Linked DNA regions of Mus musculus: regions 2 and 3 are each linked to region 1. Evidence: chromatin contacts called from ENCODE POLR2A ChIA-PET data. All regions are on one chromosome and are shown on one strand. The core of a region is the stretch at or near the end of the contact, and the rest is flanking DNA. Distances in the headings are between cores, read along the strand shown.

Evidence for each region. ChIA-PET counts read pairs that join two places held with the same protein, here RNA polymerase II (POLR2A).
Region 2: POLR2A ChIA-PET joins it to region 1 with 14 read pairs in embryonic stem cell. The contact joins the promoter of Arl16 here to the promoter of Pycr1 in region 1. POLR2A ChIA-PET finds 5 or more read pairs at or near these places in 4 of 5 experiments (Patski and embryonic stem cell).
Region 3: POLR2A ChIA-PET joins it to region 1 with 13 read pairs in embryonic stem cell. The contact joins the enhancer-like site here to the promoter of Pycr1 in region 1. POLR2A ChIA-PET finds 5 or more read pairs at or near these places in 3 of 5 experiments (Patski and embryonic stem cell).

The regions. Positions count from the first base shown.
Region 1 is chr11:120,641,442-120,645,406 of GRCm38, reverse strand. Pycr1 (pyrroline-5-carboxylate reductase 1) reads left to right here and starts at 1,659. Exons shown (of 8, transcript NM_001348222.2): 1 at 1,659-1,727; 2 at 2,120-2,248; 3 at 2,445-2,515; 4 at 3,113-3,292; 5 at 3,536-3,757; 6 at 3,886-3,965. The coding sequence starts at 2,182.
Region 2 is chr11:120,465,484-120,469,448 of GRCm38, reverse strand. Arl16 (ADP-ribosylation factor-like 16) reads left to right here and starts at 1,849. Exons shown (of 5, transcript NM_197995.2): 1 at 1,849-2,086; 2 at 2,209-2,267; 3 at 2,682-2,795; 4 at 3,350-3,465; 5 at 3,628-3,965. The coding sequence starts at 2,026. The coding sequence ends at 3,799. Hgs (HGF-regulated tyrosine kinase substrate) reads right to left here and starts at 1,814. Exons shown (of 22, transcript NM_008244.3): 1 at 1,686-1,814; 2 at 356-440. The coding sequence starts at 1,722.
Region 3 is chr11:120,798,345-120,802,309 of GRCm38, reverse strand. No RefSeq gene overlaps it. Among named protein-coding and RNA genes, the nearest start is that of Dus1l, 3.9 kb to the right of the region's middle. Within about 2 kb of position 2,113, at least 3 of the 3 ENCODE cell types and tissues checked have a DNase peak (open chromatin) inside an H3K27ac peak, as active enhancers do.

The sequences.
Region 1 (3,965 bases), core at 410-2,909:
CTTCTATTTATTTATTAGTATTATACATGTATGATGTAGGTGTGATGGGGACATCAGAGTGCATATGTACAGGCCAGAAGACCACGCTGTACACTTAGTTTATTTCTTCTACCTTACATGGGTTTGGGACAACCAATTCAGTCAAGTTGTTAGACTTTTGAAGCAAGCTGTCTTCCCCACCACGAAGCCATGACACCCGCCTTCTGTTTTTCCTTTTTCTTTTATTCCGCCTGGAGACAAGGGTTTCACAGTGTAGTTTAAAATGGCCTCCCACTGGGCATCCTCCTGCTTCGACTTCCCCAGAGGTGGGATTACTGATGTATTATACCTCACCGAGTTTTGACTGATTTTTTTGAGGGGTGTCCCTTTTATTCTGTTACCAGCCAAAACTCTGAACTCTAGCATGTTCGCTAAGTCCCCAGCATCCTCACTGTTCAGTAGCTTTCTGCCCTCAGCATCACATCCAACCTAAATTTCAGAGGTGCTAGAGAAGGCAGGGGAAGTGAGAGCTAAGACTCAAGAAGAAAATGGGAGAAGGTTTCTGGGGCTCCCTAGATGACAGAACTGTCTTTCTTTGTTTTAGGAGTGATGTTTATTATCACTTGGAGAAAAGCATACATTTAAAAAATTTAGTTTATTTTAAGTGTTTTGCTTGCATGTACGCATGCTCACCTTTGCATACCTGGTGACTGAGGGGTTCAGAGGCAGTGTTAGATCCCTAGAGAGGAATTCTGGATAGTTAGCTGCCATGTGGGTACTGGGAACAGATTCCAGGGCCTCTGCAAGAATAACATGCTCTTAAGCACTGAGGATTCTCTCTAGTCCTGGGAAGCATCTCAAGTTGGGAGCTGAGTTTGGGAAACTGAACTTCTAGGCTTTGTGCATAGACTTGAGCTGTCAACTTGGCACAGCTCTTCTTCTCCAGCTCTTCTCTTTTTAGAGGTTGAGTATTGAACTAGCCATCCACACAGTGAACACTATCACCACAGAGCAGTCTCCTCGTTTGGGTGGTGGTCATTAGGGCCAAGAAGAAGGGATGGAAATTCCTTCCCCAAATCTTGCAGGCTGGAAACTTCCTAGTGATTTAAAATTTACTTTTCTAAAGCAACTTGTCTTTATCTAAGGAAACAAACAAAACAGAAAAAAAAAAAAATAAGCAAGCCACCTCTAAGGGAGTTGGGGAGTGGGGTGAGGTGGGAAGGTGAGGGGTAGGCACTGGAATCAAATGTACTTTAGCAGAGTGTGAACTCAGACTGCTCTGCAGCTTCAAGACCAGCAGATGGGCCTGAAACTCCTCTAAGAGGTTGCGGATGCCCAGAGTACAATATCTCTAAAACCCTTAGTTGGAGAGCTGAGGTACTGTAGGATGGAGGTGGTTTGGGAAGTTAACGGGCCTGTGGCTGCAGAAGGTACCTAGCTTTCAAAAACAAAAACAACACTTGCAAAAAGACAACAGAGGAGGGACCCGTGGCTTTTGTGAATACTGACTTGTATTCGCAACTACTGCTCACCTCAGGGAGGGAGCAAGGAGGAGCGTCTGTCCCTGCCCTGTGTATGATGCAATGCACAAGGCTCCAGCTGCAGCTCTGGATTGGCTAGCTCTCTCACAGGGCGCACAGCTCATTGGCTGAAATGAAGTGAGGGCGGGGCCGGTGGGCGCGGGTGCCGCGTGGCGAATGCAAGAAGGGCTGGGCTGTCTGTTGTGTGTGTACCCGAATATCCACGCTGTGGGTAGCGGGACTTGGGGCTTCGGGGATGGAACTCCTGGAATGAAGGCTTAGGGGCTGGGGCTTCTGGGAAATAAGCTGGAGACTTGGATGTTGAGGGTTCGCTGGATTCCTGACCCTCCCCTTCAATCAATCTCTTTCCTTTTGGCTCCCTGAGCCCTTTGCAGAAGGCTCAGAACCTTCAGCTGCAGACCAGGCATCCTGGCTCTGGGCGGCGGGTGGTAGTGGTACGGGGTGTCGGGGTACCTGGGACAACTTCCCAACCCGGCCAGCCGAGGAGCAACATAGAAATTAAGCAGGCTGGGGTGGGGGTTGGGGAGCACCTGGCTGCTAGGAACGGCCAGACTTGGTATTACCCACCCGACGTCTCTCTTTCCGTCCTGTCGGTACAGTTCTCTGCTGCCCTACAGAGCCGGCGTCAGCTGTGAAAGTTGTGGGTCGTGGACCTCCAGACATGAGCGTAGGCTTCATCGGGGCAGGGCAGCTAGCCTTTGCTCTAGCCAAGGGCTTCACAGCTGCAGGTAGTAAATTCTGCTGCTGCCAGGGAGGGTGCTAGCGTGGAGTGTCTGTGTTAGTGGCCTCAGTCCTTTGGGAAATGACAGCTGCCATATGTTTGGGGTTGCTTCCCTAAAGGAGGTGAAGGATGCTTCAGCTGTCTCCCTCATAGGAGCTGAGAGGCTAGAACTAGCTTTGAGGGAGGAATTCTGTCCCCTACAGGTGTTCTGGCTGCACACAAGATAATGGCCAGCTCCCCAGACATGGACCAAGCTACGGTCTCGGCCCTCCGGGTAGGTGCCAGGTGAAAGCAGATTGAAAGCCTGAAGCTCTTTAGAGTTGGGTCTAGGGTTAGTTTTGCTGCACACCTGACTCCAGTAGGAGACACAAATCTGCCATTGGGAACCCGCAGGTACTGCTCCCCTGCCCTGTCGTGAATACAGCTGGTAGGAGAGAGTGCTAGTCTGGAATGGGGTTACCTAGATGGGGGTTATGGAGGCCTCCGGAAGGCCAGGCAGCATGGAGATCAAACAGTTGGCTAGGGTGATGATGATGGATGACACAGTTTCTGTTTGGTATGGCTCAGCCAGGATTTTCAGGCTAAGGATTGGGGGATGGGGGGCCAGGCTCCCAGCTTGAGACCACCACCCACATCTGGAAGGCAGGCAGCTGCAGAGACTGCTGCCCGAGGTGGGCTGGGCTGGGCTGGGCTGTGGTTTAGAAGTCTGTGATGTCCCTTTTCTACTTCAAAGGGGACCTATTCCAGGGCATAGTGCCTTTCCCATCTCACCCAGCAGCCTCTGGGCCTCACTACACACAGGGCTCTCAGCTTTGTGGGCAGATAGATGGCCCATGAGGCAAGCTGGGTCTCCTTGCACCCCTCCCTGCAGAAGATAGGGGTGAACCTGACACCCCACAACAAAGAGACTGTGCGCCACAGTGATGTGCTCTTCCTGGCTGTGAAGCCACACATCATCCCCTTCATCCTGGATGAAATTGGGGCGAACATTGAGGACAGGCACATTGTGGTGTCTTGTGCGGCAGGGGTCACCATCAACTCCATCGAAAAGGTGGGTGCCACGGGCCAGATAAATAGCGCTGCAGAGGGGGTGTGCAGCATGTGGTCAGGATCTCTGCTCTTGGTGTCCGGCTTCTGTACCTGTGCACAGGGTGTAGCAGCCCAGCCTGCAGCAAGAACTCAGGAAGTGCTCCATAGGGGAAGCACATCCATGCTCACTTCCATACCTGGGATGAGGACAAACGGCTACCACCCACCACAGGAATGATAGAGCTGGTTTCTCTTCCTCTTCCAGAAGCTGACAGCGTTCCAACCTGCCCCCAAAGTCATCCGATGTATGACTAACACCCCGGTCGTGGTACGGGAGGGGGTCACTGTGTATGCCACAGGTACTCACGCTCAGGTGGAAGATGGCAGGCTTGTGGAGCAGCTCATGGGCAGCGTGGGCTTCTGCACAGAGGTGGAGGAAGATCTGATCGATGCTGTCACAGGGCTCAGTGGCAGCGGCCCTGCCTATGTGAGCACTGGAGCGATGGGTGGTCGGGGCTGTGGGCAGTTCCCAGGGGCTCTGTGTGCCTCTGTCTCTGCTGCACCCTGCTCTGGGTCCCAGAGAGGAGGCTGAGGATGCAATCTCCCTGCACGCAGGCTTTCACAGCCCTGGATGCTCTGGCTGACGGTGGTGTGAAAATGGGGCTTCCCAGACGCCTGGCAGTCCGCCTCGGGGC
Region 2 (3,965 bases), core at 600-3,099, 180 kb after region 1:
TCAAGCCTTGGACTTCCTATCCTTCTGTCTTCACTTCCTAAGTGCTGGGATCACAGAGAGTGCTGTCACACCTGGGGTATGACAGTGCTGTCACACCTGGGTTATAGTGTGTTGAGCATGACACTCAAGGTTTAATACATGCTAGGCAAATACTCTACCAACTGAAATATAAGCCAACCATGAGTTTAGCCTGACAGACCTCCTCAAGGAAATATCAGTGAGTCTAAGTATCTCCAAATTGTGCTGTTTTAATTGTCCCAAGATATCAAAACAATCTGGATTAAAAAAAAACAAAAAAACAAAAAACTCATGTTGCCCATTTAATCTTAGAAGAGGGGTGGTTCTCTTCACTTACTGTGTGTCCCCCTGACGGATCAGGTCGCAGATCTGTAGAATGGACTCCCAGTCTGTCTCCAACAGAAGCTGGCTGGTGGCTTTGTCTAAAGGGAAGAGATGCCCATTCAAAGGGTCCATTGAGCTATGTTTCCGAGCCGGCCCGTCAAAAGTCAAGAACATCCCTCATTTTATACAGCCAAAACCAAACTGAAAATCCTCTTGAAGTACACTGACAACCATGGAAATGGCATCCTCCCATGCAAGAAGCAAATAATGTGGAAATGATACTTAGTCCCTATCAGCTGTCAGCTCAAGCTCGGCTTCACTCAGTTCCCACAGACCCTCTGGAGAGAGGTACTACTTGCATCTGCTTTAAAGATAAAGGAGGTAGAGAATGCCCTTTGTCACAGCTTGCTGGGCACTTTAAAATGGCATACCCTGCTGCTTCTCAACAGAGTCCCATCATTTAGAAGTTTTGTCCTTTACCTCTTAGCTGGGTAATGTAATGGGTCCCTTAGCAAGCTCTAGAAGATGAGGGATGATTTCTCCATGTCAAGTGGTACCCCCAGCCAACACCTCTTCACACTCGGATCACCCCTCCCTTACGAAAGTGAGCTATCCCAAGATACACCACCCTTGTTACTCATTCAACAAGTTAGTGGATTCATACCTGACGTGCTGAACCTCCCAGGATATGAGACTAAGGTAAACATCTCATCATCTAAGATTCCCCTTTGAAAACCTTAGCTCAAAAAGGAGCAAGTGAGCAGCCTAGGATGGGGCCTGCTCCTGAACACATTTATTGAGGGAATGGTGCATGCATGTCAAACTCATTTTTCCCTCCTAAAATTTACACTGTCCAGGAACCTCAGATAGTGATATCAACAAGCACCTTCAAAAATGAGAAATACATGTCTTCTCAAACCCCCAGGCACTACCAGAGCGCAAGAGGCTGAGGTCCTAGGAAGCATTCCCCAAGGGGCTCGAAAGGTTTAAGGAAGGCAGTATCGGTTCCACCCTGCGAAAAGGTATCGGGGTCTGAGACCCGCATGAAGCTAAGATCTGAGTCATGACTTCATGACTCAGGACTTTGGCCCAATCGGTTCAGGACCGTCGGACCCGGAGGAAGAGAGGTCCGTCACGGACCCCCAAAGAGCATTCGTCACTGGAACCCCAGGACTCAGTGTACAGCCCGGGCGGCCACACCCGAGGCCCGGGAACCGTGCAGTGCTCCCCGGAGGCCGACGGCCGGTCTAGGTGGCCGGCCCGCTCTCCTGAGACCTACGGAGGCAGCATCTGGCCGGTGCGCGCGAGGGAGCTGACTTGGAGCTGACGGGCGGACGCGTTACCTAGGAGACGCTCGAAGGTGCCGCTGCCTCGCCCCATGGCGACCCCACTCCGGACCGACGCTGCAGTCGCTCCCTCTTTCGGAGCTGACGCGCCCCCCAACTTCCGCTTCCGCCTTTCTTTTTCTGCTCGCGCACGCGCAACGCCTCCGCGCCGCCCCGAGTCCTGCTCCATGGCGAGACTTGCGCTTACACACTGACTCTGAGCGTCCATTGGACCGCTCAGTCCATTGGGACTAACCAATGAGCAGCCTGGACGAGCGGTCTATCCAATGAAAGCTAAGCGGAGGCGGGCCTCATTGCGTGGTAGCTCGGAGGTACAAGCGCGTTATCCGAGGAAGGGATGTGTCTCCTGCTTGGAGCTGCTGGGGTCGGGAAGACCCTGCTGGTGAAACGCCTTCAGAATATCCTTCCGCGCCGAGTGGGCAGGCAGGGAGTCCCAGGCAGGGTGGGGAGGGAGCACACCGGGGTCGCTCATCACGGGAACTCCTCCCTCTGCCACGCCATGGCCCTTGACCGCCGGGACAGCTGAGCTCCGGAGATGGCAAAGGCGACCTGGGAGAGCCCCCACCGACGCGGCCCACGGTAGGTGTCGGCCTCTCTCAGGTCATGCATGCCCTTTGAGGCTTGCAAAGGTCCTCAGACCTCTTCTAATGGAAGCCGCGGTGCCTGTGGTCAGTAGGTTGGGTACTGTCTGCGGCAGAGGAACTCCCATCACTAGACTTCTGAGTGTGGAGAACCCGAAGCCCGTCTTCCGGTGGGCACCTTTCTCTCCCATCCCTAGAAATTCATTCCCTCGTCACTCTCAAGGCCCATCTCTATGGTTGACGTTGGCCTGGAGCCCCCAGAGAGCTGCATTTCTTGGTGGCGAGAGCAGAGGGCTTGAGCAGTTGTCACTGGCTGTGGATGCTTAGCTCCCTCATGGCGGTGCTGCCATCCAGAAGCTCACCACAGCACACCGCTTGCGCTGGTCTCAGTGCATCGTGGTTTTTTCCATAGGTGGGCACCAACCTTACAGACATTGTGGCCCACAGGAAGATCACCATCCGAGAGCTCGGGGGATGCATGAGCCCCATCTGGTCCAGTTACTATGGAAACTGCCATTCGCTCTTGGTGAGTTAATACTTCAAGCTTCTTTGGAGGTCAGTTTTGTCTGACTCCCTGAACCATCAAGTATTGGCCCTGCTTTTCATGGGATCGGGTTTGGGGGTCTTTGATGACTGTGCATTGGTCTGATTTCCTGAGCAGGGCTCAGATTCTAGGAGGCTTGTTGAAGGCACAGCATGTTCTATGCCTTGATACCTGAATACGACCAACACTTTACATCCCTCTTGTTGGTCCTATCTGTAGAAGGAAGGGGCATCAAATTCTGGGATGAAGAGCTGATGGCCACAGTAGACTTAATTTTACTTAAAGACACCAGTGACAGTCATCCTCGTACAACTCCCCCTTGGCTATTTCCAAAACCTGTTGTTTAAAAGCCAATCTGGGGCTGGATATGTAGCTCAGGAGAGTGCTTGCCCTAGCTACACTTGAAGCCCTAGGTTCAAACTCCTGCATCATAAATTTAAATCCACTTAAAAAGTTGTCTGTGTGCTTTTGTGAAATGACCAGACAGGGCTCTGGTCAGGACTATCTTCTGTAGCATGTTTTCCTTTTCTCCCTAGTTCATGATGGATGCTTCTAACCCCACCCAGCTCTCTGCATCCTGCATGCAGCTCCTGGGTCTCCTTTCTGCAGAAGAACTTGAAAAAGCCTCCGTCCTCATACTCTTCAATAAAATGTATGGGTCTAAGGGCTGGGCAGGATGAAGGGCAAGGTATCCCAAGGGGTTGCTCTACTTGAGTACAGCCAAGACCATAGGGTCTGCAGCGGGGAGGTGCAGCTGTGGGTAGAACAACTTTGTGGCGAGCACCACTTTGACGAAGTGCTTCTTCAACTACAGTGACCTACCCTGTTACATGACCATGGAGGAAATGAAGTCATTGATGAGGCTTCCAGACATCATTGCTTGTGCCAAGCAAAACATCACCGCAGTAGAAATAAGTGCCAGGAATGGCACTGGCTTGGCAACAGTATTGCTCTGGCTCCAGAATCAACACAGGCACAGCAGTTGACAGCAAGATGGAGAAGTATGGCTGACCCCACCCAGTGCCTAGGAGGCAAATGCATGAGAGCCTGAGGTGTTTGATAGGAGCAGGCCACCCAGTGTATCTGCAAGTGATGGGGGCTGTGCTGTGACCAGTAAACAAGCATACACTTACAAACACCACTGTCATCTCA
Region 3 (3,965 bases), core at 864-3,363, 160 kb before region 1:
GAAACCTTGTCTCGAAAAACCAAAAATAAATAAATAATTTATTCTTCTGTCCACATGAAGATTTGACAAGAACATTCATAGCAACTGTTGGAGAAACCAATCCAGATTCATAAACAGGTGAATGGAGAAACACATTTTAGAATGTTCCATAAAAGTATACTGCTCAGCCATGGAAAGACCAAAAACTTGACACAGTTCCATGTGAATAAAGCCCTACAGAGGTTCACATATAAAGCAACAAACATGTCATGGATGAAGAGAGTTGGAGAAGGGCACAGGGAAACCGGGAGTAGCGATAAACACTTTCATTATCTGACTGTAACAGTTTCACTTGTATATACTGGTATCTATAAACATGTAATTGCCACTTTGTATATATTTTAAAAATATTAATTATGCCTCCATGAAGCTGTTTAAGAAGGGATTTATAAATAAAATAATAGTCAATTAGACCTCGAACCATATAAAACGATGTTCAACCTCTCATTATAAGGGAAATAAAAAATGATAATCACAACCAGGAGGATGGCTCCTTATCTGTCAGGTTGACACAGTTGCAAACATAACCTCAGAGTGCTGTGGAGCTTACAGGGAAACTGGCATAAGCAACCTGACTGGGAGGCGTAGAACAAAGGGTCTCAAGGGGGAGATTTGGCAGCACACAGAAAAATCACCTCTGTGTTTGAACTTCTTGGAAAGTGTCCCAAGTACACTTACATGCACACACACCACACGCATGCACATACATGAACACACATACACAAAGATATACACATTTATACACATGCACACACATATACACACATACACACATGCACATATACCTGCATACACACACATGCATACATGCATGCACACACATATATATGTACATGCACACACATACATGAGCACACACATACACATGTACACACACATGCACATACATACACACGCACACACACATACACACGCATATACACATGTGCATACAAACACACACATTCATTGTAAAACAATGTAAAGTTGAAAAATGTTGGAGATGGCCTACATATCTACTCTATGTGACTGACAGAACAAATGGACTGCGTGTGTCCAAAAGAGAGGCATGAGTACGGAAAGGAGACATGAACTTCAAGTCAACAAATGGGAAAGTCAGGTAAGCTCAGGATGGTGGAGCGCACCTTTAATCCTTGGGTGCCTGAAACAAGAAGACCACCATGAGTTTGAGGCTAGTCTGGGCTACAGAGTAAGTTCCAAGTCAGCCATTGAGAGAGACCCTGTTTGAAAACTCCATGATAACGCCATGTCTGTGTATTAGGAAGGATGGGTGAGAGAGGGAGACATAAGGGGTAGTCCTTAGAGCTGCTGTTGCTGTTGAGATCTTGTTTCTAGGCACAGCAGCACACACCGCCCAAGCACTTTCATCCTAGCTCCTAGGAGGCAGAAACAGGCTGATTTACCAAATTCCAGGCCAGCTAAGGATACATAGTGAGACCCTGTTTCAAAAAGGAAAACTGGAGAAGGGAACAAAGGCACATCTTGGCAGACCCTGAAAACATCTGGGCATCTGTGTGAGTCATACTGAACTATAAGGCCCCACACGCCGGTGGCCAGAGGGGTTCAGAGGGCTGTCCCCAGCAAAGCAGCCTTTTCTGGTGAGAAGTCTCCAGAAAGTTATTGAAAGTCCTGGAACTTGTTCTGAGGACTCTCAGCCAAAGGAGAAACAGCGTTCAGGAAAATCTACCAAATCCTGCCAGGAAGGGAGTGAGTTGGGGCACTTGCCTTGACCCATCCCTCCTCTCTGCCCACGTGATGCAAGCTCCACTCTAGATGGGTGCAGCTAAGGACAAGCCCCTCCTCCAGGGCACAGACTATCAAAGGCTCACCACCCAGCTCTGCCTTAAATCATCTGCCAGGATCCTTTCTCACTAAGTGCCCTCTGGATGTTGGAAGTTCAGCTCTGGGGAGGCAAGAAGAGGAACCCAGCCTCAGCGTCTTTACCCAGCCTTAAAGTAAGACACTGAGTCCCTGCCAAGAGAGATGAGTGGAAATCACAGGCTGCCCCTTCCCGGTCACCAGTTATTGACGCTGGGGTGGCCTGTGCTGCCTCAGCTAACAAACAGTGCTGGAAGGCTCCACTAGGGGGCAGACCAACCTAAGAGCCGAGAACGCCCTTGCTCAGCCAAGGGATCTCAGAAAACAAAGCAGCACTCCAGGCAAAACTCTGTCGACAATGGAAACTTAGGCTGTTGCATAGACAAAAGAAGCGTAGGGGGGGAAAGTAAGAAAGGTCCGGGGATGTGACTGAGCTGGTAGAGCGATTGCCCAATACATTCAAGCCTTGAGTTTGATTTCCAGCACAGCGTAAATGAAGTACTTGGCAGGTGGGGACACCCAAGGAATAGGAATTCAAGTTTATCTTCAGATCCTCAGCTAGAAACCTAGTTCAAGGCCAACCTGGGTTAGAGACCCCGTTAAGGAAAATAAAAAAAGGAATGGCTGAAATATTTCTGAAAAAAAAATTTATGGATGAAAGAAGTTCAGCAAACTCAAAGAGTAAGAACACCAAGAAAACCAGCCAGAGCTGAAGTGTGGTGGCATGTTTGCAGTCTCAACACTCAGGAGGATGGAGAGTTCCAGGCTGGCTGGAACTACAAGTGTGTGTAACCAAGTCCAGCTGTTGTCTCCTTGTCTTTTCTTTCTTTGTTTGCTTTTGTTTTCTTTCTTCCCTTCTTCTTAGTTTTTTGGTTTCAGAGATTTATAAACAAGGGAAACTGAGACTATTGATCTCGCAGATCTATAAAGACAGAGATATTTTTGGCTGGGCAGTGGTGGCCCACACTCTTTTTTTTTTTTTTTTTTTTTTTTTAATGTACGTACACTGTAGCTGTCCTCAGACACTCCAGAAGAGGGAGTCAGATCTCGTTACAGATGGTTGTGAGCCACCATGTGGTTGCTGGGATTTGAACTCCTGACCTTCGGAAGAGCAGTCGGGTGCCCTTACCCACTGAGCCATCTCACCAGCCCGGCCCATGCTTTTAATCCCAGCATTTGGGAGGCAGAGGCAGGTGGGTTTCTGAGTTTGAGCCAGCCTGGTCTACAGACTGAGTTCCAGGACAGCCAGGGCAACACAGAGAAACCCTGTCCTGTCTCAAAAAAAAACAAGGAGGAGGAGGAAGAAGAAGAAGAAGAAGAAGAAGAAGAAGAAGAAGAAGAAGAAGAAGAAGAAGAAGAAGAAGAAGAAGAAGAAGAGGAGGAGGAGGAGGAGGAGGAGGAGGAGGAGGAGGAGGAGGAGGAGGAGGAGGAGGAGGAGGAGGAGGAGGAGGAGGAGGGAAGGGGGAAGGAGAAGGAGAAGGAGAAGGAGAAGGAGAAGGAGAAGGAGAAGGAGAAGGAGAAGGAGAAGGAGAAGGAGAAGGAGAAGAAGAAGAAGAAGAAGAAGAAGAAGAAGAAGAAGAAGAAGAAGAAGAAGAAGAAGAAGAAGAAACTTTAGCTCAAGGGGCAATTGTACCAGGTAGAAGCTCAGATCTATAGACAAGATCAAGAGTGCCAGAACTGCTATCCTTGGGGTTCAAGAATCACCGCACAAACCATGTGAACACTGACTTCAGTTAAGCAAGAATAGTTTATTGAATGCACACCCAGAAACTGGTCAGAGCAAGGACATAGCTCAGAATTATCTGAACAATGACAATGGGCATATTTTTCTGTCATCTTATAAGGGGAAAAAAAAAACCACAGTGAATTCACACACAGGTGCAGGAAGTTCTTACTTAAGATATTTTAGACATAGCAATTCCTATTGACCTTTGATTTGATAGGTCTTACACAAAGCTTCGTGGAATTCTTAAGATTAGCAAACCACATACAGAACATTCAGAACAAAGCAGGATATGTGGTCAGCATGTTCTCCGTCTACGCCAAGTCACTTCTCTGTGTCAATGACTGAGAGGCATGTTACAGCAACAATATGAAATAGCTGGCAG